6 separate regions of the Homo sapiens genome follow, and regions 2, 3, 4, 5 and 6 are each linked to region 1. A link is a loop called in an ENCODE intact Hi-C map of the cell type or tissue named here. Cell type or tissue: A673. All regions are shown on one strand.

Region 1 (5,000 bases):
CTGCCTCAGCCTCCCAAGTAGCTGGGATTACAGTCATGCGCCACCATGCCCAGCTAATTTTTGTATTTTTAGTAGAGACAGAGTTTCACCATATTGGCCAGGCTGGTCTTGAACTCCTGACCTCAGGTGATCCACCTGCCTCGGCCTCCCAAACTGCTGGGATTACAGGCATGAGCCACCATGCCTGGCCCACTAAAGTTGTTATATTTTAAAAGAATACTTTTCCTAAATTTTTTCTTAAATTTTTAATCGTGGTAAAATATACATACCATACAATGTGCCATGTAAGCTATTTGTAAGTGTTCAGTTCAGCAGAGTGTTAGGTACGTTCACATTGTTAAATGCAGCCAATCTCCAAGACTCTTTTCATCTTGCAAAACTAGAATTCTACGCCCACTAAACGACAATTTGCCATTCCCCTCTCTCTTCAGCCCCCAGGGCAACCTCCTTTCTACTTTCTGTCCCTGTGAATCTGACTATTGTAGGTACCTCATTGAAGTGGAATCATATAGGCCAGGCACAGTGGCTCATGCCTGTAATCCCAGCACTTTGGGAGGCTGAGGTGGGAGGATTGCTTGAGCCTAGGAGTTCAAGACCAGCCTGGGCAACATAGTGAGACCCCATCTCTAGCAAATAAAAGAAAAAAGTGGAATTTGTCCTTAAGAGAAGATTTTTAACTTGAACTCAAAGCTAAAGTGGGATTGTTGAATTTGAAATGACAGTAAGTGGAATAATAATTTTTGAAAACCAAAGGAGATCCTTTTTTTTTTTTTTTTTGAGACAGGGTCTCACTCTGTCACCCAGGCTGGAGTGCAGTGGCCGACCTCGGCTCACTGCAACCTCTACCTCCCAGGCTCAAGCAATCTTCCCACCTCAGCCTCCGGAGTAGCTGGGACCACAGGCACACGCCAACACGCCTGGTTAATTTTTTTGCATTTTTGGTAGAGACGGGGTTTCACCATATTGCCCACGCTGGCCTCCAACTCCTGAGCTCAAGCGATCTGCCTGCCTCCGCCTCGACCTCCCAAAATAGTGAGATTACAGACATAAGCCACCGTACCCAGCCTACTATCTTTTTTTTTTTTTTTTTTGAGACAGAGTCTCGCTCTGTTGCCCAGGCTGGAGTGCAGTGGCATGATCTTGGCTCACTGCAGGCTCCCGGGTTCACACCATTCTCCTGCCTCAGCCTCCCTAGTAGCTGGGACTACCGGCGCCCGCCACCACGCTCAGCTAATTTTTTTTTGTATTTTTAGTAGAGACGGGGTTTCACCGTGTTAGCCAGGATGGTCTCGATCTCCTCACCTCATGATCCGCCCACCTCGGCCTCCCAAAGTGCTGGGATTACAGGCGTGAGCCACTGCGCCCAGCCCATTATCTTGTTTAAACCTCACAACCACCTGGGAAGGAGGTGCCATGATTAACCCCCATTTCACAGATGAGAAAACTGAGACTCAAGTGAGATGACTTGTCCAAGGTCTCCTAAGCCAGGAAGGGCTAGGATGTCAATCCAGGTGGACTGATTCTCGAGATGGAAAATGTGACCACATCATGGGGTATGGCAGAAATGATTATAGCGCCTTCTTCCAATGTGGTTGTAAATGACTGCGTGATGTTCTTCCTACACAAGGGTGTGTGTGTGTGCATGTGTGTGCATGCGTGCGTGTGTGTGTGCACGTGTATGTGCGTGTGTGCATGTTGTGTGTGTGCATGTGTTTGTGAGCATCCGTGCATGTTTTTTGCTCCTGCTAGGTTGCTCATAAGGATGGACCTGTGTCCCCACTCCCACCCGCACAGCACCTGACTCTGTGATTTGTTTATCAAGTGATTTTTAAAACGAATCAACGACCCAGGCTCACAGGACAAAGGCACTGAGGTAACAGGACAGGCCTGAAGGATGAGACACAAAAGACCTCCCTCTTTTACCAACTGGCTCTGCGCCCTTCGGCCGGTCACTGCCCCTCTCTGGGCCCCTCTCATCCTTCTCTGAGCTTCAGTCGCCCCTTTGTCCAGCGAGAAGTTCCCACTCTAAGGGACCTGCCACTGACCTCACACAAAGGTGGCCCCTGAATTCTGACCCAAACCACCAGGAAAAAGAGGGTCCCAAAAGCTAAAGGAAGGTGCTGAGCAGGGTGGGACAGAGGCGGAGGCATTCTGATCTCTCGGGCTCAGGCCGGCCAGCGCCGCCTCCCTGCTTCCAAGATGGGGATCTGGCGCCACCTTGTGGTCTCCGCCTCTTGCGGCCTTCGCGTGTTCCCTGTTTTAACTCTTGCTATTAACCCCACTGCTGCCCTCTGGGAACTCTGAAGCAATTCCACTCTCTTCACCAAATATTTATCTACTGTGCCCAGCTGTACCCAGGCTCGACCCAGAAAAATCATGAACAAGTCCCTGCCTAACCATTTAGAGGCGTCTGGATCTGCACCACCCATAGAAAAATGATGCAAACCAGCCGGGCGTAGTGGCTCACGCCTGTAATCCCAGCACTTTGGAAGGCCGAGGTGGGCAGATTACTTGAGGTCAGGAGTTCGAGACCAGCCTGGCCAACATGGTGAAACCCTGTCTCTACTAAAAATACAAAAATCAGCCGGGCATGGTGGCGCGTGCCTGTGGTCCCAGCTACTCCAGAGGCTGAGGCATGAGAATCACTTAAACCCAGGAGGCGGAGGTTGCAGTGAGAAAAGCTCATGCCACTGCATTCCAGCCTGGGTGACAGGGCAAGACTCTGTCTCAAAAAAAAAAAAAAAAAAAAGGAAGAAAGAAAAATAAAAATGATGGCAACCACAAATGTGTGCCTCACAGGTAACCACATTTTCTAGTAGCCACATTTTTAAAAGCTGAAATAAATAGGTACAATTAACTTTAACAATACGTCTTTGGGCTTTTTGATGTTTGTTTGTTTGAGACAGAGTCTTGCTCTGTCGCCCCAGCTGGCATGCAGTGGCACGGTCACTGCTCACTTGCAGCCTCAACCTCGTGGGCTCAAGAGATTCCCCCAACCTTGGCCTCCCAAGTAGCTGGGAGTACAGGGGGTGCATCACCATGCCTGGCTAATTTTTAAATTTTTTTGTAGAGACAGGGTCTTGCTATGTTGCCCAGGCTCATCTCAAACTCCTGAATGTTAGTGATCCTCCCTCCTCAGCCTCCCAAAGTGTTGGGATTACAGGCTTGAGCCACCACATCCAGCTAATAATACATTTGCATTTAATGAAATACATTCACCATATTATCATTCCAACATGGAGTCAATTATTTTTAAAATTACCATCTTTTTCTCCTTGTAACTCCTTGAAATCTGTATTTTACACCAGGGGTCCCCAACCCCCAGGCTATGGACCATTACCAGTCTGTGGTCTGTTGGGAACCAGGCACACCGCAGGAGGTGAGCATTGGGCTAGCAAGGGAAGTTTTGTCTTTAGATTCCCATAGGAGCACAAATGCTATTGTGAACTGCGCAGGTGAGAGATCTAGGCTGTGAGCTCCTGATGAGAATCTAATGCCTGATGACCTGTCACTGTCTCCCATCACCCCCAGATGGGACCATCTAGTTGCAGGAAAACAAGCTCAGGGCCCCCACTGATTCTACATTACGGTGAATTGTAAAATTGTTTCCTTATGTATTACAATGTGATGATAGAAATAAAGTGCACAAGAAATGTAATGCGCTTGAATCATCCCGAAACCATCCCCACCCCCATCCATGGAAAGCCTGTCTTCCACAAAACAGGTCCCTGGTGCCAAAAAGGTTGGGGACCACTGTTTTACACCTACAGCATGTGTCAGTTCAGATTAGCCACATAAACCTTGTCTGGCAGTGGCTACATGTTGGAAAGCATGGGTCTAGGACCTCCCAGGCTTACTCTGGCCCCCTGGCAGCCCCTCAGACAACTGGCTTATTACATCTTCTCCAGAATTCACCTTTCTAGCTTTGCTTCACTGACTAAGGGTAGAACCCTGGCCCGGACAAGTCATCTTACCCTTGGATGTATAAAATAAGGGTAAGAAAAATACTTACTTCTGGGGTTGTAGCAAGGATTCAATGGGATAACATACACACAGTGCTTAGCGCAGGTGCCTGGCAGGGAATAAATGCTCCATAAATGGTGACCTAATGAATGAAAGCCTTAGCCCATCTTTCAGCATGGTGATGGTTAATTTTCTGTGTCGATTTGGCCAGGCTATGGCACCCCATCATCCAGTCAAACATCAGTCTGGATGTTGCTGTGAAGATATTTTTCAGATGTGATCAACGTTTAAATCAGTAGACTTTGAGTAAAGTAGATTGCACTCCAAAATGTGGGTGGGCCTCATCCAATCAGTTGAAGGCCTTAACAACAAAGACTGAGGTTTCCCAAAGAGGAGGCAATTCAGCCTCCAGAATGCAACATAGAAACCGTGCTGTTTCCAACCTGTAGATTTCAGACTCAAGACCGCAACATCAATTCTTCTCCCATTTCTGACTGGCCAGCTCTACAAATTTCAGGCTTGTCAGCCCCCACAACCATGTGAGCCAATTTCTTAAAATAAATCTCTCTCTCTGCATATATAAATGTACCCCCGAGTGGGGTACAGCCACAGCAGCACGCAGAAGAGACATGACTTCCTCATTCTGAACTCACGCAGTATTAGAACAATGGAGCACCCCAGCCCTTCCCCGCCTCTGAGCACGATGTCTCTCAGGACCGAGAGCTGAGGCAGAGGCTGAATCAACGCCCCCATCCCAGAGACTCTTCTCAAGGGAGTGAGACCAAAGGGTGGGCTTTGCCAGGGGAAAGGGAATGTGACGGGGCCAGGCAGGGCCAGGGTTATGGGGATCTGCTCTTGAGGGTATGACTGCAGGTCCCCATGGTGCAGAGTCAGGGGTTGGGGCGATCCCTGGCCACAGAAGGATTGCTTTGGGGATCCATGGCCCAGACCCCGACCTCTTCCTTTCTCTGGTCTCCTGCCAGAATTCCTGTCAAATTTAGCTGCCTACAGCAGCCAGAGTGATTTTCCTAAAGTGT
Region 2 (5,000 bases), 67 kb before region 1:
GCAGAGCTCTTTGTCTGGCCCCCACTGCCCTGACTGGGGCACCTAGCGTCATCTGACGGGGGAGCTCCTGCTTCTTCACACCCCAGCCTGGGCCTGTGGCCCAGTGAAGCCAGAGGAGCCCCCAGAGAGGACAGCATGGGAGGAGAATGGGAGTGCAGGGGACAAAGACATACAGAGAAATGAACGGAGACAGAAAGAAGCAGACTGAAAAACAGAGAGACACAGACAGAGAAAGCCCAAAACAGGGATGAAAGAGAGAGAGAGAGCCCAGGAAAGGAAGAGAGATGCAGAGAAAGGCAGAGACAGTGAGGTGCAAAGAGAGACTGAGACAACCAGAGACTGAGATGGAGAGGGAAAAACTGAAGGACAGAGGGAGGAACAGAACGAAGAGAGACAGAGACACTGCAAGGGAGAGCAGGAGACAGCTCCCAGACAGGCAGAACAGAGCCCAGGAGCCCCGAGGCCCCAGAGCCCATGTGCTCCCTCTCCACTTTCCACATCCCTGGGGGCTCCCCCTTCCCAAGCCTGCTGATCCTGGCACTCAGGCAGGGCTGGGGGAGACAGGTAATGATCACTGAACTTGTGCATGGGCTGGGTGCTGCGGCCACACCCCCTTGACACCTCCCAGGTGGATGGCTGTACTTATCCCTAATGTGCAGATGAAGAAACTGAGGCTGGGAGCCATTGGGTAACTCGGCCAATGACACTGAATGTTAGGGTGCAGGCAGGAAGCTCATGGATAAGGAGTCTAAGGCCCAGAGAGGTGTGGTGCCTGGCTCTGGGTCACACAGCAGCCAGCTGCAGAGCCTGGGGCTGGAAGCCGCTTCCCCTGGCACCTTGCCTGGCTCATAAGAAAACAAAGCGAATCTCATTAAGTCTTTGGTAATGAGGCTCCAGGTCTTATCTGATGGGTGGTGGAGAACACTGTCAATGCCCCCCTCCACATTCTCCATGCCCACCTCCTGCCTCCTGCTCTCTTTTCTGGGAAGAACACCTCTGGGACCACCCAAACTCGCCCTCTCTTCTAGGAACCAGTCCCCTGCTGGTGGCATCTCCATCTCCCCACCCCCTGCTCTCCAGCCTGGATGCCCATATAGAACCAACGAGCAGCAGGGTGGCCATTTGTACACTCCACACAGTGACATCAGCGAAGCATGTCCTCAGGCTCCCCCCAAAAGTCCTAGGCCCCCTGGAGAAAAGGAGGGAGGACCAGCACGCTGACTCACATTGAGTGGCAGCTCTTGGCACATGCCTTCGCTCGCCGTGGCCTCTTGCATCCCACAAGGAAGGGACAGTTGAGGAAAGCGTGGCTTGGAGAGGAAGAGAGTCCCACAGGTCATCCAGGACAGCCACCCGACCCTGAGCTCATGCTCCTGCCATTACCCAGGACCCCCAGACTATTTTCCCATATGTCCCGGTCCCATCCCTGTCCTGAGCCAAAGTGTGGGCTGCCTCACCCTGCAGCCCTTCCTCCTCCACACTTACGCCCTGTGTCCTGGGATACAGCAGGCCGGGAAGAGGGGGACACTTCCTGGCTGTGGGACAAGACAAGACAAAGATCCTTTTTGGCCGTGGTGGTCCGGTCTAGGCCACAGTTTTCCTGTCTGCATCATTTGGGTGGAGGGCATAGTGTGATAGCTCTGAGGGTCCTTAGGCTTACCTCTCCTGAACTTCACCTCGCCTGCATGCCCTCTGGGGCCTGAGGTCCTCATTTCCACCCTCCAAGGTGGCCCTGGTGCCTCGTAGGCTGATTCCGGGTTTCCAGAGCCTTCAGGAGACAGCACTTCTGGTTCCTGGGGGTCAGGGAGCATCTAGGCATGGACGCTGTGATCTGCCTGGCCTCCTGCCACAGCCTTTTGACCTAGGGAGGGAGGAGGTTGGGAACAAGAATACAGGGAGTCTGCCTGAGGCTGTTCAGGGCTGCACCACACACCCTCACATGTGTCCCCAACCTTGCATGCTGCTGCTGGGGTGGGACGCAGCCTATGTCATCTCAGAGCTCCCAATCTAGGGCTGGCAGAGTCTGATGCAGACACAGAGATTACAAGACAGCTCTTCCCAGATAAGCATGTTGCCCAAAAGACCACCAGGATAGCTAAATAGCAGAAAGGAGCTTTACTAGTGGTATGAGTTTGCAAACCAGGAAGAGACAGTCTCTGGCGTGTTCTGGACGTGCTCTCTCTTGGGAGAGGAAAAGGGCAGGTTGGGTTTTGTGCCTCATGGAGCCCATATGACGCAATAGAGTCATACATATTCAGCAGGTTTGCGGGAAAGGCTATCCATATTTATGAAGGGAGGGGAGTGTATGCACACAGGCACACGTAGTGTAATGCACGCCCCACTTTCACACACGTAGTGTAAAGCAGACCCCACTTTCACTTTGGGCTAGGGTTCTAGTACTAAAATGAGGTGGAATTTCGTTCTTTATAGCAAAAGGTGCAGGACACAAAGACAGCTTGTTTGCAGACTCTATAAGCTGCTGAAATGGCTTAAGGTCTGCAGTTGCGTATCAGAAGAGAATGTTTGAGGCCAGGCGCAGTGGCTCATGCCTGTAATCCCAGCACTTTGGGAGGCCAAGGCAGGTGGATTGCTTGAGCCCAGGAGTTCGAGACCAGACTGAATAACATGGTGAAACCCTGTCTCTACAAGAGATAAAAAAAATTAGCCAGGCATGGTGGTGCATGCCTAATCCCAGCTACTCGGGAGGCTGAGGTGGAAGTATCACATGAGCCTGGAAGGTCGAGGATGCAGTGAGCCATGTTCACGCCACTGCACAGCAGCCCTGGGCAGCAGAGTGAGACTCTGTCTCAAAAAGAAGAAGAAGAAGAAAAAGGAGAAGGAAGAGGGACAAGAAGAAGAAGAGGAGGAAGAGGAAGAGGAGGAAGAGGAAGAGGAAGAAGAAGAAGAACAAGAAGAAGAGGAAGAAGAAGAAGAAGAAGAAGAAGAAGAAGAAGAAGAAGAAGAAGAAGAAGAAGAAGAAGAAGAAGAAGAAGAAGAAGACGGAGGAGGAGGAGGAGAAAGAAGAAGAAGAAGAAGAAAAAATGTTTGTCAGGCAGTTCCTCCATCCAGTCAGAGCTGTAGTGGTCTTGGTTGTAAATCCAAGTCATGAAGGATGTGACGATTTGCCTGACAGTTCCTATTATTAAGAGTTTAGCAAGGGTGTGGTAATTTTTTTTTTTTTCCCGAGACAGAGTCTCACACTATCGCCCAGGCTCCAGTGCAGTGGCCCGATCTCGGCTCACTGCAAGCTCCGCCTCCTGGGTTCATGCCATTCTCCTGCCTCAGCCTTCTGAGTAGCTGGGACTACAGGCGCCCGCCACAGCGCCCAGCTAATTTTTTTTGTATTTTTAGTAGAGACGGGGTTTCACCATGTTAGCCAAGATGGTCCCGATCTCCTGACCTCGTGATCAGCCCGCCTTAGCCTCCCAAAGTGCTGGGATAACAGGCATGAGCCACCACGCCCAGCTGGGTGTGGTTATTTTTGAGAAGTAGTCTCACTCACTCTGTTGCCCAGGCTGGAGTGCAGTGGCACAATCTTGGCTCACTGCAAACTCCAGCTCCCAGTTTCAAGCGATTCTCCTGCCTCAGCCTCCCGAGTAGCTGGGATGACAGGCACGCACCACCACCACCCAGCTAAGTTTTATATTTTTAGTAAAGACTGGCTGGGCTGGTCTCGAACTCCTGACCTCAAGTGATCTACCCACCTTGATCTCCCAAAGTGCTGGGATTACAGGCATGAGCCACCGTGCCCGGCCAGGTGTGGTTATTCTTGCAGTGGTGGGAATTTAGAGAGTTGCCATGCCAACCAGGCCTTGAACCTTCTGCCTGTAGGTAACTTTTGTTTCCTTAACCTTGGGGTCCATCTTAGTTGATAAAGGGGCATCTATTTTGGTGTCTCAGATGATGAACATAGAGAGGTCCCCCCAGGACCATGGGCTCTGGGTCCATCCGGGGTCAGGAGCCTTCCTGGGAGGTGACAGTGTAGCAGCAGCGTGAGGAAGGGACTGGGTGTCAGGCCCCTCTGTCCAGCACACCCCTTGCTTCCCTGTGGTCACTCGGCTCCCCAAGGCCAGGCCCCACTGCCTACCTGCTCCCAGGTGTTCACAGTGCCTCCTTCCTAGATAAGCTACAGAGAATGTCAGAGCTGTTGGGCCCTTAATGACACATGGGCCACAAGAGCAGAGAACGGAGAAAGGAGCTGGGTGGCACTGGGTGAGCTAGGAACAGGCCCCAGGCTAGAATGCAGGGCTCATGCCCTGCCCGGCACCCTGTGCACTGCCCTTTTGTGCCTGTTTTCAGACTCCAGGACACGATGCCCCCCGAGCCTGCCAAGGTGCCCCCCATCATTCATGCACCGATTGGCCATGGGCTTCTTCCATGTCCTGGGCCCGGCTTTCATGCCTGCCCACCGCCTGTGGCCTCAGCATGGCCACTTCACTCCAATGTGTTGGCCTCTGTCCCCATGCCACTCACAGCCCCCTGAGTCCCCATCAGGGCTGGCAGCCTGAGGGGTGGGAGGGGAAGTCTGGCTGTGCCTGACATGACAAGTTTTCCCAGGAGAGGTGAAGATTTCTAAACTGGACCCAGCTTTCCAGAGCATTCGCCAGCCTGGCCCCACCCCCACTCCCGACCAAAGCCTCCGCCCTCCTGGCTGGGTCTGACTTACCCACACTGAGCACCAGGAACTGGATTCCAGGGCCAAGAATTTGACCACATCCTGGTGGGTCCAGCCTAACATTCCCCAAAACAGGGCGGAAACCAAGGGAGGGATCAGCAGATGAGCACGCATTCAGCTGATGGAGTCAAGGAATCTTCTAAAAGCAGTACTCACTGCAAAGGATTTAAAAACCCAGCCCAGAAAATAAGCATAGGGAAACCCTTGCTTTTCACCTTACCTGGGTTCTGAAGAAATCTTAAGAAAACTTTTGTAAGTAAATCAAAAGTGACTTTGGTGAGGGGAGCTGACCCCTTAACAGCCACCTTTATTTCATGCTTATTCT
Region 3 (5,000 bases), 210 kb before region 1:
CACCTTCCTCCAGCGCAGGTGGATAATGTTTCCTCACTTCAACCCCGGAGCCACCCCCTTAGCAGCCCAGAGGTTTGCCTGCAGAGATCCTGCATTCCCCACCATCCTCATGCCTCTAAACCTGCTCCGGTGTTGGGACGTCCGGGGTTCAAACCCCGAGTCTGCTACGTGTCAGTGCTGTGACCTTGGGCAAATTGCTTAAGTTCCCCGTGCCTTGGTTTTCCTACCTATAAAGGTTTGTGTTGGAAGATCAGATGAGTTAATCATTCCAAAGTGGTCAGAGTCGTGCCCGGCCTATGGCAGAGGTCTCAGGGCCTGCTCTGATATGAGTTTGGGAATGAAAAGCTTTCATTTCGAAGGATTTCAGGCTCCAGGTTTGACCTAAGAGCGTTTAGGTTGGGCAGCAGGGTGAGGCATGGAAACCAGGGCCTGTAGGAGGCATCAGGAGACAGCACTGGCCTCAGCTCTTCCCTGACCGCTGCGTGAGCTTGGGGAGGTCACTTGACCCCCGAGGGCCTTTGCCCATTGCTTCACCTATAAAACAGATTTGCCAACAAGAAGATGCTTTCAATAACCCTTATTTCAGAGGGCCGTCACCAGGTTCAGGCTATGTGGGCAAAAGGGCTTTATAAAAAGCCCTTCCCGTTAGCTAGCAAATGCTCTTTACCTTCGCTGTCAAGCACTTCATCATCCTCGCAGTCCATGGCAGAAGATTCGAGATTGTCTCTGTCACAGTTCACCAGCAGGATGGCACCCTGTCCACAAGGGCCCCAGGTCCAGGTCCTCTGGACACCAGCAGGGAAGAGTCATGCTCAGAAACTAGCATAGAGCCCTCCAACTCTTGCAAGAGGCATAGCAACTCCCCATCACCTCTTTTTTAAAATTTATTTATTTATTTATTATTTTTTTGAGACGGAGTCTCCCTCTGCTGCCAGGCTGGAGTGCAGTGGCGTGATCTTGGCTCACTGCAACCTCCACCCCCCAGGTTGAAGTGATTCTCCTGCCTCAGCCTCCTGAGTAGCTGGTACTATAGGCGCATGCCACCACACCTGGCTAATTTTTGTATTTTTAGTAGAGATGGGATTTCACCATGTTGGCCAGGATGGCTCAATCTCTTGACCTCATGATCCATCCTCCTCGGCCTCCCAAAGTGCTGGGATTACAGGCATGAGCCACCACGCCCGGCCCCCATCACTTCTTTAACCCAGTGCAGTTTACACATCTTGCTTCCACATCAATTAATTATTTGATCTCAGGAGTGGATTTTTGCCTTTTACTCCAAAAGTCACAACCAAATTCACCCAAAACACAATTCATCCATTTAAAAAAAGGAGCCCAAGACAGTCACATGGATTTTAACAGCTTTTAAGAAATGTTGGCTGGGCGCAGTGGCTCACACCTGTAATCCCAGCACTTTGGGAGGCTGAGGCAGGCAGATCACCTGAGGTCAGGAGTTCAAGACCAGCCTGGCCAACATGGCGAAACGCTGTCTCTACTAAAAATACAAAAATTAGCTGGGCGTGGAGGCATGCACCTGTAATTGCAGCTACTCAGGAGGCTGAGGTAGGAGAATCACTTGAACCTGGGAGGCGGAGGTTGCGGTGAACCGCCCCTGCACTCCAGCCTGGGAGACAGAGCATGACTCCATCTCAATAAATAAATAAATAAATACATAAATACATAAATAAATAAATAAAATGTTGAGCTTGACAAACCAAATGCAGCTAAATATGTATGTCAATATTCTAATCTAAATAGTTACTATTATGTGAACTCTTAATTACTCATTCAGCAAAGTGTGGTACTATTCTTAGCAGCCAGTTAATATCTGCCTAGAGATTAAAGCACATTAAGCAGCCCCACCCTGTAGGGATCTAATAGTGATGGCGCCTCCCTTCGCGGGAGAGCGTTTGCCCCTGGGAAATGACTGCATTTCGGGAGGGATACAGGGACAGATTCTACTCCTAGAGTTGTAATTTGTCTTCCCACTTTTGCTGACCCCACAAAGGATCTTCATCTTTTTACAGGGCACAGCCCCCAGTGCACACCAGCATAAAATGGTGCAGGCAGCTCTGGGGTTTCAGGTTTACCTGCAGACTCTGGTTTAAGACAGCGTTCACCTGCCCTTTCTGCACATCCCATCATCCTGTCTTTCCACAACACACCCTCCCTCTCCCCACCTGGCTCCTTCCCGCCTCTCCCCCTGCCATTTCTTCCTTTCTCTGTTATTCCCCCATGTAGACAGCTCTGCAGAAATCTCTCCCATATCAGCTGTAGAGCATGGAGTAGGGAGTTTTTGAGCCAGAGTCGAGACCTGCCCACGAATTTCCTCTCTGCTGTGTATTAACTGGGTGACTCAGTAGGGTTTCCAGTTTGTAGGATAACACATCTGAACCCACAATTGGTGAAATTCTGATTTTGTAAAATAGATGGGAAATACATAAGCCAAAATATTAATGGTGATGCTAATTTTCTTTCTTTTTTTAACAGTTAACACGGAATACGTGGGACAGGCCAGCATTTGCCCCATCACCACAAGGGGGCGCCCGGGGAGAATCCAGTAGAAGTAGGAAAGGAGCGTTTGGGTGAGTGGTACCTGATCTTTCACAGCTCTGGTTGGCTTCACTTTGCCGGTGCGGGTGATGTCTGCGCACAAGGAGATTTCTGAAATCCCATCAAGTAAGAGGAGAGGTTGGTGAGGGTCCGGGGTTGGGGCACCCAGCCTGGCCCTGAATGGGCAGGTCGTTTCCCCAGGGGACTGTGTGCACCCATAGTGTGAGCCCCTCTTCCCGTCCTTCAGAGGAGACACAGGTTCAAGACATCCCTCCTCCACGGCCCCCAGGAAGTCTGGCTACAGTTCGGACAGCAGAGCTGGGGCCTCTGACCACACCTGTTCCCCTTCAGCGGGGCCACAACTGTGATGTCCACCAGACCCTGCACGTCTGGCCACCCCCAGGGATTTTGGAAGGAATTCCCAACCACCACAATGAGAGGTTCGATGTGAAGCCTCTGCAGGCACACCCTGCCAGCCTCTCGAAAGACTCTGGCCCCAGCCCTCAGTGACCTTGGGGTGGGGGACCCAGCGGTGACACCAGCCCCACGGGCTCTTCATGACATGTGTTGTGACTGTATCTGGGGACAAATTGCAACCCTGAACATGCCCCCACTCTGTCCAAATGGCTTGGCTGAGAAAGCAAACATTTGTTTGTAAATCCTTCCTCCCTCATCCGAATATATGACTGCAAGGTCATTCCAATAAAATAGATCCGTGTGCCCCACAGCATGATATGGTGACCCTTGTCCCACATGAGACTGACCCAGATGACCTTCTAAACATATTCATAGCCACGTCTTAGTTAGGGCCGGGGAAGCATTGTCCTTTCGTGGCCTGGACTTCCTGACTCCTTCACTAACCAATTGCATGACCTTGGACAAGTCTGTTTAGCTCTTGTGCCTCAGTTTCCTCACCTGTAAAATGGGATGATAATAATAATACCAATTTCACTGGATTGTTGTAAGGATTAAATGTAAAGTCTTAGCACAGTGCCTGGCAATTGAGTAAGTGCTGTAGTATTATTACTTAAATATGCATTAATGAATGAAATGCATTAATGAAATGAAACCTGAAGATTCTATATGCTACATATTATATATATATGTGTGTGTATATATATATTTTTTAGTTTTTGAGACTGGGTCTCACTCTGTCACCCAGGCTGGAGTGCAGTGGCACAATCATGTAGTCTTGACCTTCTGGGCTCGAGCAATCCTCCCACATCAGCCTCTTGAGTAGCTGGGACTACAGGCACATGCCACCATGCTCAGCTGTTTTTTTTTATTTTTTGTAGAGACAGGATCTCACTATGTTGCCCAGGCTGGTCTCAAACTCCTGGGCTCAAGCGATCCTCCTGCCTCCGCCTTCCAAAGCGCTGGGATTGCAGGTGTGAGCCACCATGTCTGGCTGCTACTTATATGTTTAATACACATAATGATACTAATCATGATATTATTGTTCAAAATGAGGTCAAGTTTAAGAATGGATTTTATTTAAAGAAGAACATTACATAAATATGAGTATAGGTGGATCATTGATATGGCAGAAATGGTGAAGATGAGATATAAATAATGGAATTTGAGGAACACTATCTATATTCTTGTATAAGACAGTGTCATTATCTACTTTTTGTTATAGATATTTGAGGTATCAAAAAGGAATAGAGGGCCTGGCGCAGTGGTTCATGCCAGTAATCCGAGCACTTTGGGAGCCTGAGGCAGGCAGATCACCTGAGGTCAGAAGTTCGAGACCAGCCTGGCCAACATGGTGAAACTCCATCTCTACTAAAAATACAAAAATTAGCCAGGCGTGGTGGCAAGCGCCTGTAGTCCCAGCTACTAGGGACGCTGAAGCAGGAGGATCGCTTGAACCTGGGAGACGCAGGTTGCAGTGAGCCGAGATCATGCCATTGCACTCCAGCCTGGGTGACAGGGTGAGACTCCATCTCAAAAAAAAAAAAATTAATGGAGATGCATATATTGAAAATCCAAGTTCCTACTTCCTAACTTGAGAAGCAAAATGTTAAGATATAATTAAAATTCCCCGCACCACCACTGCCACATTGTATTTCTTTGTGGTTCACTGACTAAGGATGGAATATTTCGAACTCCCAGATGTCTGACTGGCTAGAAACCATGCTTTTTCTCTACTCAGTCTAAAGTAAGCTCCAGGTGTAGTTTCTCCTACAGAGACATCCTGCAGGGATTAGGAGGTGGGCAGGGGATGAGACGGCACTCTAGGATCCTGGTTGTCACTTACCCACCCCGGTGAGGTAGAGTAGAGCTTTGACTGGTGGAGTCTTGGGTCCGTAGTATGAAATCTGAACCTATGGGAGAGCAGATCACTAATGACTTCTCTTAGTCATTCAACAAACACCCACTGGACCCCCTCCTATGTGCCGGCTCAGGGTAGGGCACTGGGGAGACAAAGTTGGGCAAGAACTGGT
Region 4 (5,000 bases), 160 kb before region 1:
ATGTTGCCTCAAATCCCTAGAGGAATTTGGCAAAGGAATTAAAAAAAAAAAAAACACCAGTAAGTAAATGTGCTGATTGAGCTGTCCAGTAGACTCCTGGGGAGCGTTAGTCACATAAACACTTCTGAATGATGCCCTGCCCAGCCCTGCTCAGGTCCCTGCTTGCTGGAGCACTGGAAACTGCCCAAGGCAGCTATAATTTCTGTGATTGAGATGTTTTGAGTTAAGATAATTGGCATTGAGATGCAGTTTCTCAGAATGCCAAGACTTATTTAAAGACCCAAGAAGAGTTCAAAAAAGAAACTATGGAGCTAGCTTTGGTGCTGGCTTCCAGCTCTTGAAAGACAGCATTGCTTCAGAGAGCCAGCTGAGCGGTAGTTAGTTTCCATCTGCTGGTCCAGGACAGACACATCCACCAAGCACCCACACCGGCAACGTTCAGCCTGGGTTTCTGAGTGTGCATTCCTTTCCAGGAACTCGGAAGGAGACCCTTGCCCCCTGACATCCTATCAGGAACCATCTCAAATCCTCACCACCAACATAACAATAAAATGCTGTGAACCAGGAGACCCAGGCGTGGGGCCCAGAACTGGGGGGAAGCACTTGGGGGAAGAGGGATCCCAGCCCTTTTCTTGCCCGAAGCCTCGAAAAAACTTGCCCACTGCTTTGACTCATCTGTGAGTCCTGGGGGAGTGGCCACTGGCCCATCATGGTGGGCAAATGGGGGATACACGTACCTGCTTTGTTACCAAAGCTTTGCTGTAGCCAGGCTTTTGTTTGGTTTTGTTTTTTTAGATGGAGTCTCACTCTGTCACCCAGGCTGGAGTGCAGTGGCGCGATCTCAGCTCGCTGCAAGCTCCGCCTCCTGGGTTCACACCATTCTCCTGCCTCAGCCTCCTGAGTAGCTGGGACTACAGGCATGAGCCACCACGCCCGACTAATTTTTTGTGTTTTTAGTAGAAATGGGATTTCACCGCGTTAGCCAGGATGATCTCGATCTCCTGACCTTGTGATCCACCCGCCTTGGCCTCCCAAAGTGCTGGGATTACAGGTGTGAGCCACCACGCCCAGCCAGAGTATACAGGTTTTCATTCCATAATTATTCTTTTAGTCATTCAGAAACATTATAAAAAACTTGTCTTGTATTAATGATTTACTTCATAATAAATCAATGAGTAAATAAATCTCAAACTCTGGGAGGGACTCTTGTCCCTGCCTTTTCCCTGTTCCCCACGTCCTGTCCAGTAAGCCCGTCCCTTCCGGTTTCCCCACAAAGAGTGAATTGAATGTGGTGGCTTCTCTTCGGCTGAACTAGCTGCCACCTTCTGACTTGTCTCCCTGCTCCCATCCCTCACCCCAAAATTTCATGCTAAGCTTTTCCCCATGCAGAGCTTTCTTTATTATTATTATTTTGAGATGGAATCTTGCTCTGTCTCACCCAAGCTGGAGTACAGTGGTGCGATCTCGGCTCACTGCAACCTCTGCCTCCCTGGTTCAAGAGATTCTCCTGCTTCAGTCTCCCAACTAGCTGGGATTACAGGTGCGAGCCACCACACCCAGCTAATTTTTTTTTTTGAGACGGAATCTCGCTTCATCACCAGGCTGGAGTGCAGTGGCACGATCTCAGCTCACTGCAACCTCTGCCTCCCAGGTTCAAGCAATTCTCCTGCCTCAGCCTCCAGAGTAGCTGGGACCACAGGCACGTGCAACCACGCCCAGCTAATTTTTTGTATTTTTAGTAGAGATGGGGTTTCACCATGTTAGCCAGGATGGTGTTGATCTCCTGATCTCGTGATCCGCCCACCTCGGCCTCCCAAAGTGCTGGGATTACAGGCGTGAGCCACCACGCCCAGCCAAATTTTTGTATTTTTAGTAAAGACGGGGTTTCAGCATGTTGGCCAGGCTGGTCTTGAACTCCTGACCTCAGGTGGTCTGCCCGCCTGGCCTTCCAAAGTGTTGCTGTGTCCTGGCTACACACCTGAGTCACCGAGTTGCTTTGTGTAACATCCCAATGTCCAGACAGAATCTCTGATGGTGGGGGCCTGGCCCTGCTAGGTTTTCATGAGAGCCTTCCAGGTGATTCTAATGTGTAGATGGGTTGAGAACCACTGGTGTGACTGGGTACAGAGGTCACGTGTCTAGGCTCAAATTTGTTTCCCCCACTTAATAGCTCTGTGACCAGGGCAAGCGCTTTCATGTGGCTGTGCCTCAGTTTCCCTGTCTATAAAGTGAGAACAATAGTAATAGCTGCCTGCTGGCATGCTGTGAGGGCTATATCAGATGGTGCTCAGGAAGCATTCAGTACCTGCTGGCACAATGCTTGCACTTGCCGTCATTATGCTGGAGGGGACTTGGGATGACAGTGACTTTGTAGGAAGTGATAGGTCCCATGGACTCTGTCCAGCCATCCAGAATTCCTTTCCAGCCATCCTCACCCAGGGCCCTCCTTCCTGGGCTGCTGGAAGCCGCAGGAGGCCACAGAGTTGGGCAATGCCTGCGGAAGCCCTGCAGCTACTTATTCCAAATTCTGAATAAAGCATGAGTCAGGGCCACCCAGAGCTGCAAATCCCCACAAAAAAGACAGGCTTTCTTGTCAGCTTCTTGTCCAGGCAGGAGCCTCCACCTGGGCCAGTCCTACACAGCTGAGACAAGCAGGGTATGATCTGAGAGTAGCCAAGACAGCTGTCCTGTCCCTACCTCCCTCATTTCACCTCTGGGTCTCAAAGGGTCTTTGTCATCTATTAAAGCGCGGAGATTAGGAGTGTTCTACACAGCAGATGCTTGAGGAAGGGCTGGGGGATGTTATGTAACAGCAGTCATCATTTACTGAGCACTTACTATGCACCATGCACTGTGCTATTGACACTAAGTATATCTTGTGAGTTACCCTACTTCATCCCCATGCAAGCTCTATGAAGCGGCAGTTATTTTGCCCATTTTATGGAGGGGGAAACTGAGGCTCACCCAAGTTATGTGCTCAGCTAGAGAGTACGAGTTCAGCATCTGATGGTCCAACTCCGAGGGGTTTCAGGCAGCCAGCTGGGAGTAGGTGAGTCGGTTGGGTATCTTCCCTTATCCTCAGGCCTGGTCAAGGTTGCCCACTGTGTTAGGGGAACCACAATAGGGTGAAGGGAAATTTCCCTACGAGAACCCAAGCCTCATCCTAGTCTCCCTGGGCTTTCCAGGCCTGAGAGCCAGGCCCCGGAAGGGACCAGGCAGTGTGGCATGGGCAGCTGTCTGGGAAGGCAGTGGCCAGCGGAGGTGACCCCTGACCCCAGGCCTGATGGAGGCAGCTTCCAGTGCTTTTTGGAGCCACCCAGCCTGCATCCATGGGATCCCAGATCTCAGCCCAGCGGAGGGTCCAGAACTGAACACCAGTCCCAGAGTGAGGGTTCATTGACTGCATCTTTCTGCTGCTGCCTCTGTGGATTTCAGAGGGGACCGGGTATGGTCTCACTCTTGGAGGCCAGAAACGGCAGTCAGGGCCTGGTTGCTTGTAGTCAGCAGAAAAATGGTCCTCCAAAGATTTCCACGTTCGAGTCTGCAGAACTCGTGAGTATATGACCTTCTTAGTAAAAGGGAATGAAGGTTGCAGATTGAATGAAGTTCACTCATCAGCTGACCTAGAGAGGGTGGGTGAGCCTTGCTTATCCAGATGAGCCCAGTGTCATCGCAAGGGTCCTTACAAGTGGAAGAAGGAAGCAGAAGAATCCATCAGAGGAAGATACAAAAATGTTACTATGCTGCTGGCCTTGAAGATGGAGGAAAAGCCCAGAAGCCAAGGGGTGTAGGCAGCCTCTAGGAGCTGGCAAAGGCAAGAAAAAGGATTCTTCCCTAGAGCCCAGAAGGAACCAGCCCTTCCAAGATGTTGACTTTAGCTCAGTGAGACCCATGTGTGTGGCAGACGCACCGCCAGCAATAGCTAAACTGGAGCATACCCTGAGAATGACCTTACAGTCTCTGATGAATGTGCATTTGGGATTCCCAGCTATGGAAAGTGCCAACCCGGAGATTCATTTCTTATCTATGAGGAACATTGGGACCCACCACTTATCTCGTAGAATGCAGGCTGTACAGGGGATTGAGGCCCTTTGTTATGGGTGAAATGAAGATTGCCAGGAGGAGGTTATTAGGGTGAGAGTGCTAAGTCAAAATGCTATATAAACTGCATGCTTTTTTTTTTTTTTTTTTTTTGAGACGGAGTCTTGCTCTGTTGCCCAGGCTGGAGTGCAGTGGCATCATCTTGGCTCACTGCAACATCTGCCTCCCGGGTTCAAGCAATTCTCCTGCCTCAGCCTCCCGGGTAGCTGGGATTACAGGTGCCCGTCACTGCGCCTGGATAATTTTTGTATTTTTAGTAGAGACGGGGTTTCACCATCTTGGCCAGGCTGGTGTCGAATTCCTGACCTTGTGATCCACCCGCCTTGGCCTCCCAAAGTGCTGGCATTACAGGCGTGAGCCACTGCACCTGGCTAACTGCATGCTTTTTACGAGCAGAGGTGGTTCCCCTGTCCAGCCCACCACCACTGCACTGCCCCGTATATGAGTCCCCTCAATAAACCTTATGTCTCGGTCACTGGCTCCTGGTCTCTTCTTTGGTCTCTCAAACATGGTGCCATCCCTATCCTTTTTTTTGAGACAGGGTCTCACTCTGTCACCCAGGTTGGAGTGCAGTGGTGTGATCTTTGCTCACTGTAACCTCAAACTCCTAGTCTCAAGCAATTTTCCTGCCTCAGCCTCCCGAATAGCTAGGACTACAGGCCTGTACCACCATGCCCAGCTACTACTGAAGTCAGTAGAGGTCCAGCATGACACCATGTCAGACTTCTGACCTCCAGAACCATAAGATAATACATTTGTGTTGTTTTAAGCCACTTCGTTTATGGTAATTTGTTATAGTAGCCTTCAAAAAGTAATGCACTGACCCTGTCCTTTGCTGTGTGGACAGGTGGATGCCGTGTTCAACTGTGTTTTGCTTCTCGTCCGCCTTGGGGTTAGGT
Region 5 (5,000 bases), 280 kb before region 1:
TGAGACTGAGAAAGAGAAGATCAAGAAACTGCCAGAATACAACCCCCGAACCCTCTGATGCTCCCGGAGACTCCTCCGACTCCACACCTCTCGCGGCAGCTGTCATTTCCATGTGCACTGGGACGGGAAGTCAAACGAGGAATTTAAAAAAGCAAAAGTTGACCGAAGGTGCATTTTTGTTTAGACTCCCTGAGGTTCCGTTTTACACATGATCCAACGTTAACTACCTTTTTTTCTGTATGCTTTCCAAAGTCCTTTTTTTTCCCTTAATGTTGAATTAAAATACTTGCTCATAGTTGATTTACCATTCCTACAAAAGAGGCAGAAACTTTGAGCAATCTAGGTTTTTTTTTTTTTTAAGTTTTTTCTTTCTTCCTCTCCTGAATACACTCCCCAAAACACCCCTTTCCAGTTACAATTAGCATCGTGATCCAAGCAGATGCCACATGGAAGAGGAATCGCCATTTACTCAGAAAAAATGTCCCTTACAGGAACCGGCAGCAGCTAGGCAGTCACCGGCCCGCCTCCATCCAAAATCACGCTCGCGTGCTTCGGAAGCATCCGGGTCACTCCTTCTCCGCTTTTTCTTGCAGATGGGCCTAGGCCGGTGTCGGTTCTGTTTCTCCCCTTGGCTGCCTGTACGCCCACAGCCTTCTGGCTGCGACATTATAGAATCGGCCGTGTCCCCCCTGGTGGGGGATTGGGGATCTGTGTTTAGCCATTTATATCTACTTTAGCTGTTAAAGAGGTCCAAATGAAAATCAGGTGATTGTGGAACCATGGGGACTTGGGGGTGGGGCAGAGGTGGGAACATTTGTATCAGTTGAGTCAGCTTGGTGGCTCCCTGTGGAGCCAGGGCTGAGCCTTGTCACGCGCACTCGCCAATTAAGAGATGGACCAGCCAGCAGTCAAGTGCATTCTCCAGTCCTTGCAAGAAGGATCAGCCCTTTCTGTGCCAGCCTCGATCGCCTTGTGCTTTGGTCTCTTTTTCTCCCCCCCGCCTGGATCCTGCCTCGCGCGGGCCGTCCTGTTGCTGAGACTCGGGGTACCGTTCTGCTGACCCAGCTCCCTTTAGTCACGTTTGCTTGGCTCTGGTACCAAATAGTTGGGATTACCGAAGAGTCCCCTTCCTTGCGTGTCAGCACGGATGCTGTGACTGCCACCTGCGTCCTCGTCAAGTGCCCGAGCTCGCCGCCGTGTGTGCTGCGCTGAGTGAGTTATGAGGTGCCTTTCCCGGAACCCTCCTCTCGCCTGGACCCAAGAGAGGCGACAGCTGTGGCTGGGGCTCTTGGTTTCCAGAGGGTCTGGACTGGTTTGGGTGCTTTAAAATAGATATTTAGTTCAGTGGTGCTTATGGGGGAGATGGGACTAGAACTTAAGTGTGAGACTTGGGTGGATGGGAAAGTTAAATATTGGTCTCTTCAAGTTTTTTTTTTCTTTTGCTTTGTTACCACTTGTCACTGTCTCCATGTTAAAATGCCAAAAATGATGTAGTTGTTGTTGCTTTTTTCCCTATTTTCCACCCCAGTCGCTCCTTACCGTGACTCCTGCCCTTGGAGGGCATGTAGCAGTGTCTGTCCTGCCAGTCCCAAGGCCCTGTGGGAGGAGACTGGCCTGCATCTCTCTAAGACTTAGTCTGACGCCACGCGCATCTCTTGTTCTGTGTTCAATCAGTAGTCCAGGGGAGAAGCTTCTGCTACTTCAGAGCTTTGCTAAACTAACCTAATTTGTCCAAATCACCCCAAAACCACCATCTCTGACGTAAGCTTCCATGCGACAGCCTGATCCGTTTCCCTGGACAGGTCTCTTTCCTGGAATGCAGCCCAGGCACCTGTGCTCCTGGCACCCTTGAGGTCTCTCCTTTGAGCCGTGGTCACCGAGAGGGTTGAGGACGCAGCACCCGAGGTCCCAGCCTTTGCAGGAGCCTCCCTGGGCTTAGCTGGACTTAGATCTTCGGTGGCCTCATGTAAACGTGGCAGCCAGCCTCTTCTAGAACCCTAGCCCAGGGACTGGAGCAGGAAAGGGACCTTCAAAGTGAAGACTGCCTTGTCCCGCAGCTCCTTCTGGCTTAGATTGAAAAATGGGCTTCCTAATGGGTTAAATCCTTTAAAACAAGGAGTTGTGGGGGAAGGGTGTCGTGCACTCCTAGAGAAAGGTACACAGTTGCCCGGTTGGGAATGTGCTTGGCGCTGACCCTGCGGGCATCTGACTGGTCTTCCAGCTCAGGAAAAAGAATTTGAAAGAGGCTTAGCGTGAAGGGGAATCAAAGAGGAGGTTGTGATTTGGTCGAAGGTGCCTGGTTTAGTGCTGTAATTGTCTTATTATTTTTTTTATATATATATTTCTTGGAGTAAACATTTTAAATAAACAACAACATTGTCTACTGTCTTGGATTTTGCATTTCTTTTTCGGTTGGAACGGAGCTCTGTTTTTCTTAACTCCTTATATGTGTACCTCCTAAGCCCTGGCACCCACAGAAGGTGGTGCCAGGAGACATGTGGCCCCAGGGGAGCTTCCAGGTTTAAACTGCACTGGTTGAAGTGAGTGGATCCCCCAACTCTGCCCCATGAAATGCTAGGGGAGTGGGACAGAGTCAGTACCTCAGTTGTCCAATTCAGAAGTGGAGTTCTTTGCATTTTCACTGGGGCTTTGAGAGGAAAAAAATAAGTCATGGGAGGCATCCAGCGCGGTGACTGCATGTGCACCCACTCCCCAGACTTCAGCAGGGGGCTCTGGTCAGGCCCCGGCTGTGGCTTCAGGCCAGTGCTGCTCTGTGCAGGCATTGTGGCCAACTGCCCACCAGAGGGCACCAGGAGGCTGGTCGTAGGTTCAGAGATCACGGACACTCTCCCTTCTAGGCTGCTGCTGAGTCTATACCGGGCAGAGTCCTAGACCAGACCCTTGCACAGGACACCGGCTCCCTGCAGCCGCAAAGATGCCTGGGATCCCTGGAACCTCGAGTGCAGGCCACCTTGTGTTGACTGGCTGAATAGTGTCCAGACCAGCCCCTCCTGGCAGGCATTGGCCCAGTTTGGGAGAGGAGGAAACGGTCTCCCATGGCCTGTTAGCTGCAGAAGGAGCATGTGCACTGTTGCAGGACAGTCCAAATGTAAAACACGGTGTTTCCCCATCTCCCCCCTTGGCAGCTTGGAGCTTCCCATCAGATGCTCCTGCCCTGGAAGAGCCCCCGTGGGCAGGGAAGCCACTGCTGGGGGCAGCGTCCCTGCTGACACACTGGCTGTTGTGTATTGGGCACATGCTGCAAATTGAGTGTCGTGTGTCTCGCCCCTGACTCCTGCAGTCCACTCCGACAGTCTTTTTGGAGACTGAGTTTCTTTCACCCAGGCTGGAGTGCAGTGGCATAATCGCAGCTCACTGCAACCTCTGCCTCCTGGGTTCAAGCGATTCTCCTGCCTCAGCCTCCTGAGTAGCTGGGATTACAGGTGTCCACCACATGCCTGGCTAATTTTTGTATTTTTAGTAGAGATGGGGTTTCACCATGTTGTCCAGGCTGGTCCCGAACTCCTGACCTCGTGATCCTCCCACCTTGGCCGCCTCCCAAAGTGCTGGGATTACAGGCATGAGCCACCGCGCTCGGTCTTGTATTTTTGAGATGGAGCTTTGCTCTGTCGCCCAGGCTGGAGTGCAGTGGTGTGATCTCTGCTTACTGCAACCTCTGCCTCCTGGGTTCAAGCAATTCTGCCTCGGCCTCCTGAGTAGCTGGGATTACAGGCAAGTGCCACCACGCCCTGCTAATTTTTGTATTTTTAGTAGAGACGGGGTTTCACCATGTTGGCCAGGCTGGTCTCAAACTGACCTCAAGTGATCTGCCCGCTTCAGCCTCCCAAAGTGCTAGGATTACAGGCGTGAGCCACCACGCCCGGCCACACAGGCAGTCTTGAAGGGAAGGCTGTTTGTTTTTTATTCCTGTGTTATAGAGGGAAGTGGGGTGCAGAGAGAAAATGGCTTTGGCTGAGGGACACAGTGGGGCGGGTAGGAAGACCTGTGCCTGGAACCACAAAGATCCTAGTAACAAAGATGGCCTCCCCTGCTCCCCCAGCCTGCCCCTGGCTGAGGACAGGGAGCCCATGTGACCTGTGGCCACCCTGGAGGGGCTGTCTTGAGAGCTTCGAGAACATCCAGGAGACCTTCACCTGCCCTTCCAGGGGCAGTGTAGGTGGCCAATACAGAGCAGCCGGGGCCTGCCAGGCCTGTGGCTGGGGGATGGGAGAAGCCTCCTGAAGTCGGGGGGGCAGAGAAGGCAGGCTCCCCACGGGCGGCTCTGGAGGTTTTTTTTTTTTAATGTCCCCCAGGCTGGAGTGCAGTGTCACAATCTTGGCTCCCCGCAACCTCCTCCTCCCAGGTTCAAGTAATTCTCCTGCCTCAGCCTCCTGAATAGCTAAGATTACAGGCACAGGCCACCACACCCGGCTAATTTCTTTGTATTTTTAGTAGAGATGAGGTTTCACCATGTTGACCAGACTGGTCTTGAACTCTTGAACTCAGGTGATTCCTCCCACTACCTCAGCCTCCCGAAGTGCTAGGATTACAGGCATGAGCCACCGTGCCCGGCCTTTGGCTCTGGGGTTTTCTCACCTGCAAAGCTGCTGCCTCCTGCTATTGTCCTGCCCCGTCAAGCCAGCAGCCTTTCTGGCCAATGTCCTCCACACTAAGCGGCTCCTTAAGCTCCCAGGGAAGAGTGAAAAGGGCTGGAAGGATGGCGAATGGGGAAGGGGACTTGCCGGTTCCTACCCAGCCCTGCTTTGCCCCGAACACCTGCCCCAGCCCCACATTGAAGGGCGGGGACCTGCGGAAGCGCCACGCGGGATGGTCAAGCTGGAGGGTCTCAGGATCCAGCTTAGCTGGTGTTCACACCAGACAATAGCAATGGAGCCCACTCTCCAGACTGGGAGGACTCAGTAGGCAGGGATGCAGGGAGGAGGGAAGGGGAGACAGGAACAGCCCCTTCAAGGCTTTGGAAGGGAAATGGGGGTCGCCCC
Region 6 (5,000 bases), 110 kb before region 1:
TAATCCAGGCCAGGATTTCCCTCCTACCTCAGTGCCAGGGTCAGAAGCCAGGACAGAGAAAGCCAGAGACTGAGAACCCCTGAAGGGACCAAGCCATGGCTGCAAGGAAAACCTGGTGATGGATAAGGAACCCCTCAGGAAGTGACTCTGGACTTGGAGCCTAATAATTATGGCACAGCTACCATTATTGAATGTCTGCCATGCTCTGGGCATCCTACTTAATGTATTATTAATATTTAAAGCAACTATAGGAGGGATTAATTATCATCTACAACTCAGAGAAGAGGAAACTGAGGCACTGAGAGGTTCAGAACACACCCTTGATACCACAGCCAGCAAATGCCAAGATCAGGATTTGAACTCAGGGCTATCCTTGTGGATGTCTGCACCACATCCATTCCAATGCTCTATTCCCCAGGTATTCCCCAGATGAGAACACTGAGGCTGTGATAAGGAGGGGAGATGGGCCAACCAAGCCCTTGGAGGGTCTGTTAGCTCCTGCAGGAAGCTCTGCAGAGGGGCCCTGACCAAGCCTGGCTTCTCCTCCTTCCTCTCTCAAGGCCCCAGCCCTGCTGCTCCCTGGCTGCATAGCCCTGTCCAAGCCAATTCACCTTTCTGAGCCTCAGTTTCCACTTCTGTGAACAGGGATAAGGAAGAGGGGAGAGAGATCAAAGGGGAGTGAGAACAAGAACATGCCTGGCATTGACCGGCACCTGGGGCACTCATGACTTCCTGTGCCTTTCCTCTCCTGGGGTGTGGCCCAGGAACTCCCCCACCCATCAGAGGACCTGGGGACCCAAGAAACAGAGAGTGGGTGTTGGGTTCTGAGTCCAGCTGAGAGATCTGCAGGTGCAGGGGCTGTACCCAAGGATGGTGATGAAAGGGCAGGGTCCCCCAGGGGTGACCGGGTCATTGGCACTCACCATCAAACTGGGCTGCCTCCCCATAACCCTCTTCTTTCTTCTCTTGGAAGAGTTTGAGGCAAGCGCTGGGGCTAGCCAGGAGCAGCCGGAAGCCCTGGCACGGAGGGAGGGAGAATGGCTCAGTGGACAGGGTCCCCTTAGACACAGGAGACCCCAGACTCAGGACTCAGGAGGGGCCTGACAGTTCTTGGGACTCCCCTCTCCCACTCGGTCTACACCCCAGCCACAAAGCACTGTCTGCAACTCTCCCAGTCCTCCAAGCAGGTTCCCACCTCCAGAACTTTGTCTGTGCTGTTCTCCCTCCCTGGACGCCCTTCGCATTTTGCCCACCAGGGCATTCTGATTTCTTCCTTCAAGGCCCAATTCAGGGCTGGGTGTCGTGGCTCACGCCTGTAATCCCAGCACTTTGGGAGGCCAAGGTGGGCAGATCACCTGCAGTCAGGAGTTTGAGACCAGCCTGGCCAACATGGTGAAACCCTGTCTCTACTTAAAATACAAAAAATTAGCTGGGCATGGTGGTGTAATCCCAGCTACTTGGGAGGCTGAGGCAGGAGAATCGCTTGAACCCAGCAGGTGAAGGTTGTAGTGAGCCAAGATCGCGCTATTGCACTCCAGCCTGGGCAACAGAGCAAGATTCTGTCTCGAAAAACAAACAAACAAAAAACAAACAAAATACCCAATTCAGATGTCTCCTCCTTCACTGTCAGAGCTGTCCCTAGCAGAGCTGTAACCACTGGTCACTGGGAAGCCTCCTCTCCCAGGCTGCTGGCTCCCTGGCCATGCCTTCCCAAGCCACCTCTGCAAGGCTTACTGTAGAGGCCCAGAACCCGGATTTGAATCCTATCCTGACACCTGCAGGCTGGGTGAGCTTGGATGGGTTAATTGCCCTTCTGAGCCTCAATTTCCTCGCTTGTAAAATGGGACAATAATAATTGCACCCACTTGACGGGCTTGTTGGAGGATTAAATGAATTAAAACATGTGAGTATCTGGCACATAGTAGGTGCTCAATAAATATTACCAATTATTATCAATATCATTCCTGACTATTGGATAAGGGATTTGGGTCCAAGCACAAATACCCTGGAAGTGTGAGGATGAGCGTGTCAGGGTGCCCTGACCCAGAAAATGTCCCAATCCAGAGCTTACTCGGGGCACAGGGTTGAGCTGGTTCCAGATGGCTTTGCCCTGACTCATCCCATCAGGTCAGACAAGGGCAGAGGTGGCTCAGGCAGGGAAGGAGGGGACGCACCTTTTGGTCAGAGGTAGGCACAAAGGTCAGAAACTCGTCCACATGGCCCACAGAGAGCCAGTCCGAGTAGAGCTCCACGGGTGCCTGCACCTGCTGTGCCTTCAGGAAGTTCCGCACTGCCCTGGCCATCTGCCGCCCACCGGACCTGGCCAGGAGGGAGAGGGCGGGCAGTCACCTTGTGCCTGAGAGGCATCAGGCCTTGCCTGAGTCATCATCAGATCTGCCACCAGGGGGCGGAATTGCTCAAAGAACGCTTTAAACGTGGGGCGTAGAGCGTGGAGAAGCCAAGACAGCAGAGAATGGACTGTGCATTTGTGTGTGCATTTGAGCACCTACTGTGTGCTGTCCTTAGGGTCCTCGCAGTAAGTGTCTTGTTTAAGCCTCCTGATGACCCTATGATATACATAGAAATACCAGCTCCAAGTTACATCTGAAGCGTGCTCGGCCAAGCTCTCTGGCCTCACTCCCCACTGCGCCCCTCCTTGCTCACTTGGCTCCAGGCCCACCAGCCTCCCTGCTGATCTGCTGTCTCCAGCCTGCTCTTGCCTCAGGGCCTTTGCACAGCTGTTTCTACACCCTGGAATATTCTCCTAAGTAGCCACATCTTTAACTGCCTCTTCTTTCTTTCCTTCTTTTCTCTTTCTTCCTCTTCCTTCCTTCCTTTCTTTTTTTCTTTCTTTCTCTCTCTCTTTTTTAATTTTTTTTTGAGACAAGGTCTCACTCACTCTGTTGCCCAGCCTAGAGGCTGGAGTGCATGGCTCACTGCAGCCTCAACCTCCCGTGCTCAAGTGATCCTCCCACCTCAGCCTCCTGAGTAGCTTGGACAACAGGTATGTGCCACCACGCACGGCTAATTTTTGTAATTTTTGTAGAGGTGGGTTTCGCCATGCCACCCAGGCTAGTCTTAAACTCCTGGATTCAAGCGACCCCCCCACCTCGGCCTCCCACAGCACTGGGACTACAAGTGAGGGCCACTGTGCTTGGCCTAACTGCCTCTTTTCCTTCAAGGCTTTGTTTAAACAGCAGACTCTCAGCAAAGCTGAGACAAACATTTATTGACATGTGCCACACACATGCTTTACCCAGGCTACCTCATTTAATCCTTATGACAGCCCTGTGGGGTTGGGACTATTACTGTCCCCATTTTACAGGTGAGGGAGTTGAGTCCCAGAAAATTAAAGTTATATGCATTTGTTCATGCATTCATACTATATTCATACATATGATTGGAGGTACTTATTTGTTTTGTTCACTTATTGTCTGTTTCTCTCTGCTGGAATGTTTGGTTGTCTGGTTTGTCCATTGCTAAGGTCAGAAACCAAGGCAGGGTCACTGGACAGCAGCCTGAGGTGCTAAATTTGAGTTTGGAGCCCAGGTAGAAGGAGACCTGGGTTCTGACCGTACTGCTAACTTGCTATGTGGTCCTAATACGTAGCCAACCCTTTTCAAACCTCAGGTCCTATCTATCCACCAAAGGCCTCATTCCTGGTTTTCAGTCCAACAGCCAATGGAATGGGGACACGTCCACACAGGAGACCCCTCACTTTCCCATGTGGGGTCCTTGCTCTGTGCCTGGGAGTTCCCAGAGCAGACCCCTGCACCCTTGAGAGAAGGTTCCTGGCTTGGCTCACTGGCTCGTGAGGCTTGTGGGAGCAGACAGGTAAGGATGTCCATGTGTTGCAGTGTGATATAGAGACTGGGGCAGGAGCCTGGGACAGAGAAGGGAGCAAAGTCCTTGGAGAACACCAAGGAGCCCCTCCCCTTCCTGAGTCTGCATCCTCTGAGCTCTCTGCCCCTGAGCCTGCATCCTCCGAGCTCTCTGCCCCTGAGCCTACATCCTCCGGCTCTCCGCCCCTGAGCCTGCATCCTCTGAGCTCTCTGCTCCTGAGCCCAGGTCCCAAGGATCCTGGAGGAGAGAACTGCCCCATGAGGCATCTGAACAGAATGGTTTCTCCCTGAACTCTGTCCCCAGCTGGACCCGCAGAGCCCCCTCCTGCCTGAGGTCCTACCGGTCCATCCCTGCCCATCTACATGCCACCCATACCGAGTTTTTTCGACTTTTCCTTTGAGCTGTACCTTCTCTGGCTTCCAGGCTTCTGCCTGAGCGCTTCCCTCTGCCTGCAACATGGTCCACTCCACACTACTTTGCCTCCTTCCTTCCTTCCCTCCTTCCTTCCTTCCTTCCTTCCTTCCTTCCCTTCCTCCCTCCCACTCTCCCTCCCTCCCTCCCTTCCTTCCTTCCCTTCCTCCCTCCCTCCCTTCCTTCCTTCTTTCCTTCCTTCCTTCCTTCCCTTCCTCCCTCCCTCCCTCCCTTCCTTCTTTCCTTCATTTATTTGTTTGTTTAGACGGAGTATTGCTCTGTCACCTAGGCTGGAGTGCAGTGGCTTGATCTTAGCTCAGCGCAACCTCTGCCTCCTGGATTCAAGCAATTCTCCTACCTCAGCCTCCCAAGTAGCTGGGACCATGGGCGTGCACCATCAGGCCCAGCTAATTTTAGTATTTTTAGCAGAGACGAGGTTTCACCATGTTGGCCAGGCTGGTCCCAAACTCCTGGCCTCAGGTGATCCACCCACCTTGGCCTCGCAAAGAAGCGTCAATATCGTTGGCTGCCCCTAGGAAGCCTTCTAGGACAACGCACGTGGGATGATATGTGATCCCCTCTCTGATCCATTGCTTGCCTGTCTCCCTCATTAGACTCTAAATCTCAAGGGCAAGCTCCTCAGCCATTTCTGTATCCCCAGCATTAGACTTTGGGCTTGGCCTATAGGAAGTCTCCATAAATATTTACTGAACTGGTAAATGAATGTATGAAAGAATGCACGTAAC

The links. Peaks named below come from ENCODE experiments on the same cell type or tissue, not always from the same donor. Only the 100,000 strongest peaks of a DNase experiment are listed, where the experiment ranks them.
Region 2: a loop joins it to region 1, with 3 times the contacts of the local background. A loop is called at or near these places in 8 of 110 quality-filtered maps.
Region 3: it touches region 1 in a loop (10-fold over the local background); 64 of 110 quality-filtered maps call a loop at or near these places.
Region 4: it touches region 1 in a loop (4-fold over the local background); 9 of 110 quality-filtered maps call a loop at or near these places.
Region 5: a loop joins it to region 1, with 4 times the contacts of the local background. A loop is called at or near these places in 52 of 110 quality-filtered maps.
Region 6: a loop joins it to region 1, with 12 times the contacts of the local background. A loop is called at or near these places in 108 of 110 quality-filtered maps.

The regions. Positions count from the first base shown.
Region 1 is chr1:17,123,152-17,128,151 of GRCh38, reverse strand. No RefSeq gene overlaps it. Among named protein-coding and RNA genes, the nearest start is that of PADI2, 6.2 kb to the right of the region's middle. RefSeq lists a silencer at 2,078-2,167. In A673, a CTCF peak has its summit at 2,239 (motif pointing left); a DNase peak (open chromatin) is centred at 2,211; H3K27ac peaks cover 1,575 bases.
Region 2 is chr1:17,189,826-17,194,825 of GRCh38, reverse strand. LINC02783 (long intergenic non-protein coding RNA 2783) reads right to left here. Exons shown (of 4, transcript NR_148993.1): 1 at 4,896-5,000; 2 at 1,661-1,861. Among named protein-coding and RNA genes, the nearest start is that of LINC02783, 2.5 kb to the right of the region's middle. RefSeq lists an enhancer at 1,263-1,764. In A673, no CTCF peak of the experiment used is centred here; DNase peaks (open chromatin) are centred at 835, 1,145, 2,245 and 3,145; H3K27ac peaks cover 3,028 bases.
Region 3 is chr1:17,333,823-17,338,822 of GRCh38, reverse strand. PADI4 (peptidyl arginine deiminase 4) reads right to left here. Exons shown (of 16, transcript NM_012387.3): 3 at 4,814-4,880; 4 at 2,597-2,664; 5 at 668-785. Among named protein-coding and RNA genes, the nearest start is that of PADI4, 28 kb to the right of the region's middle. In A673, CTCF peaks have their summits at 2,310 and 2,516 (motif pointing right); a DNase peak (open chromatin) is centred at 2,562.
Region 4 is chr1:17,285,117-17,290,116 of GRCh38, reverse strand. No RefSeq gene overlaps it. Among named protein-coding and RNA genes, the nearest start is that of MIR3972, 9.7 kb to the right of the region's middle. In A673, no CTCF peak of the experiment used is centred here; a DNase peak (open chromatin) is centred at 2,496.
Region 5 is chr1:17,404,148-17,409,147 of GRCh38, reverse strand. RCC2 (regulator of chromosome condensation 2) reads left to right here. Exons shown (of 13, transcript NM_018715.4): 13 at 1-2,388. The coding sequence ends at 58. It also overlaps RCC2-AS1. Among named protein-coding and RNA genes, the nearest start is that of RCC2, 33 kb to the left of the region's middle. In A673, CTCF peaks have their summits at 2,591 and 2,792 (motif pointing right); no DNase peak of the experiment used is centred here.
Region 6 is chr1:17,234,633-17,239,632 of GRCh38, reverse strand. It overlaps PADI1 (peptidyl arginine deiminase 1), which reads right to left. Exons shown (of 16, transcript NM_013358.3): 12 at 2,175-2,319; 13 at 924-1,017. Among named protein-coding and RNA genes, the nearest start is that of PADI3, 12 kb to the left of the region's middle. In A673, CTCF peaks have their summits at 2,196 and 2,396 (motif pointing right); DNase peaks (open chromatin) are centred at 62, 2,432, 4,002 and 4,282; H3K27ac peaks cover 2,782 bases.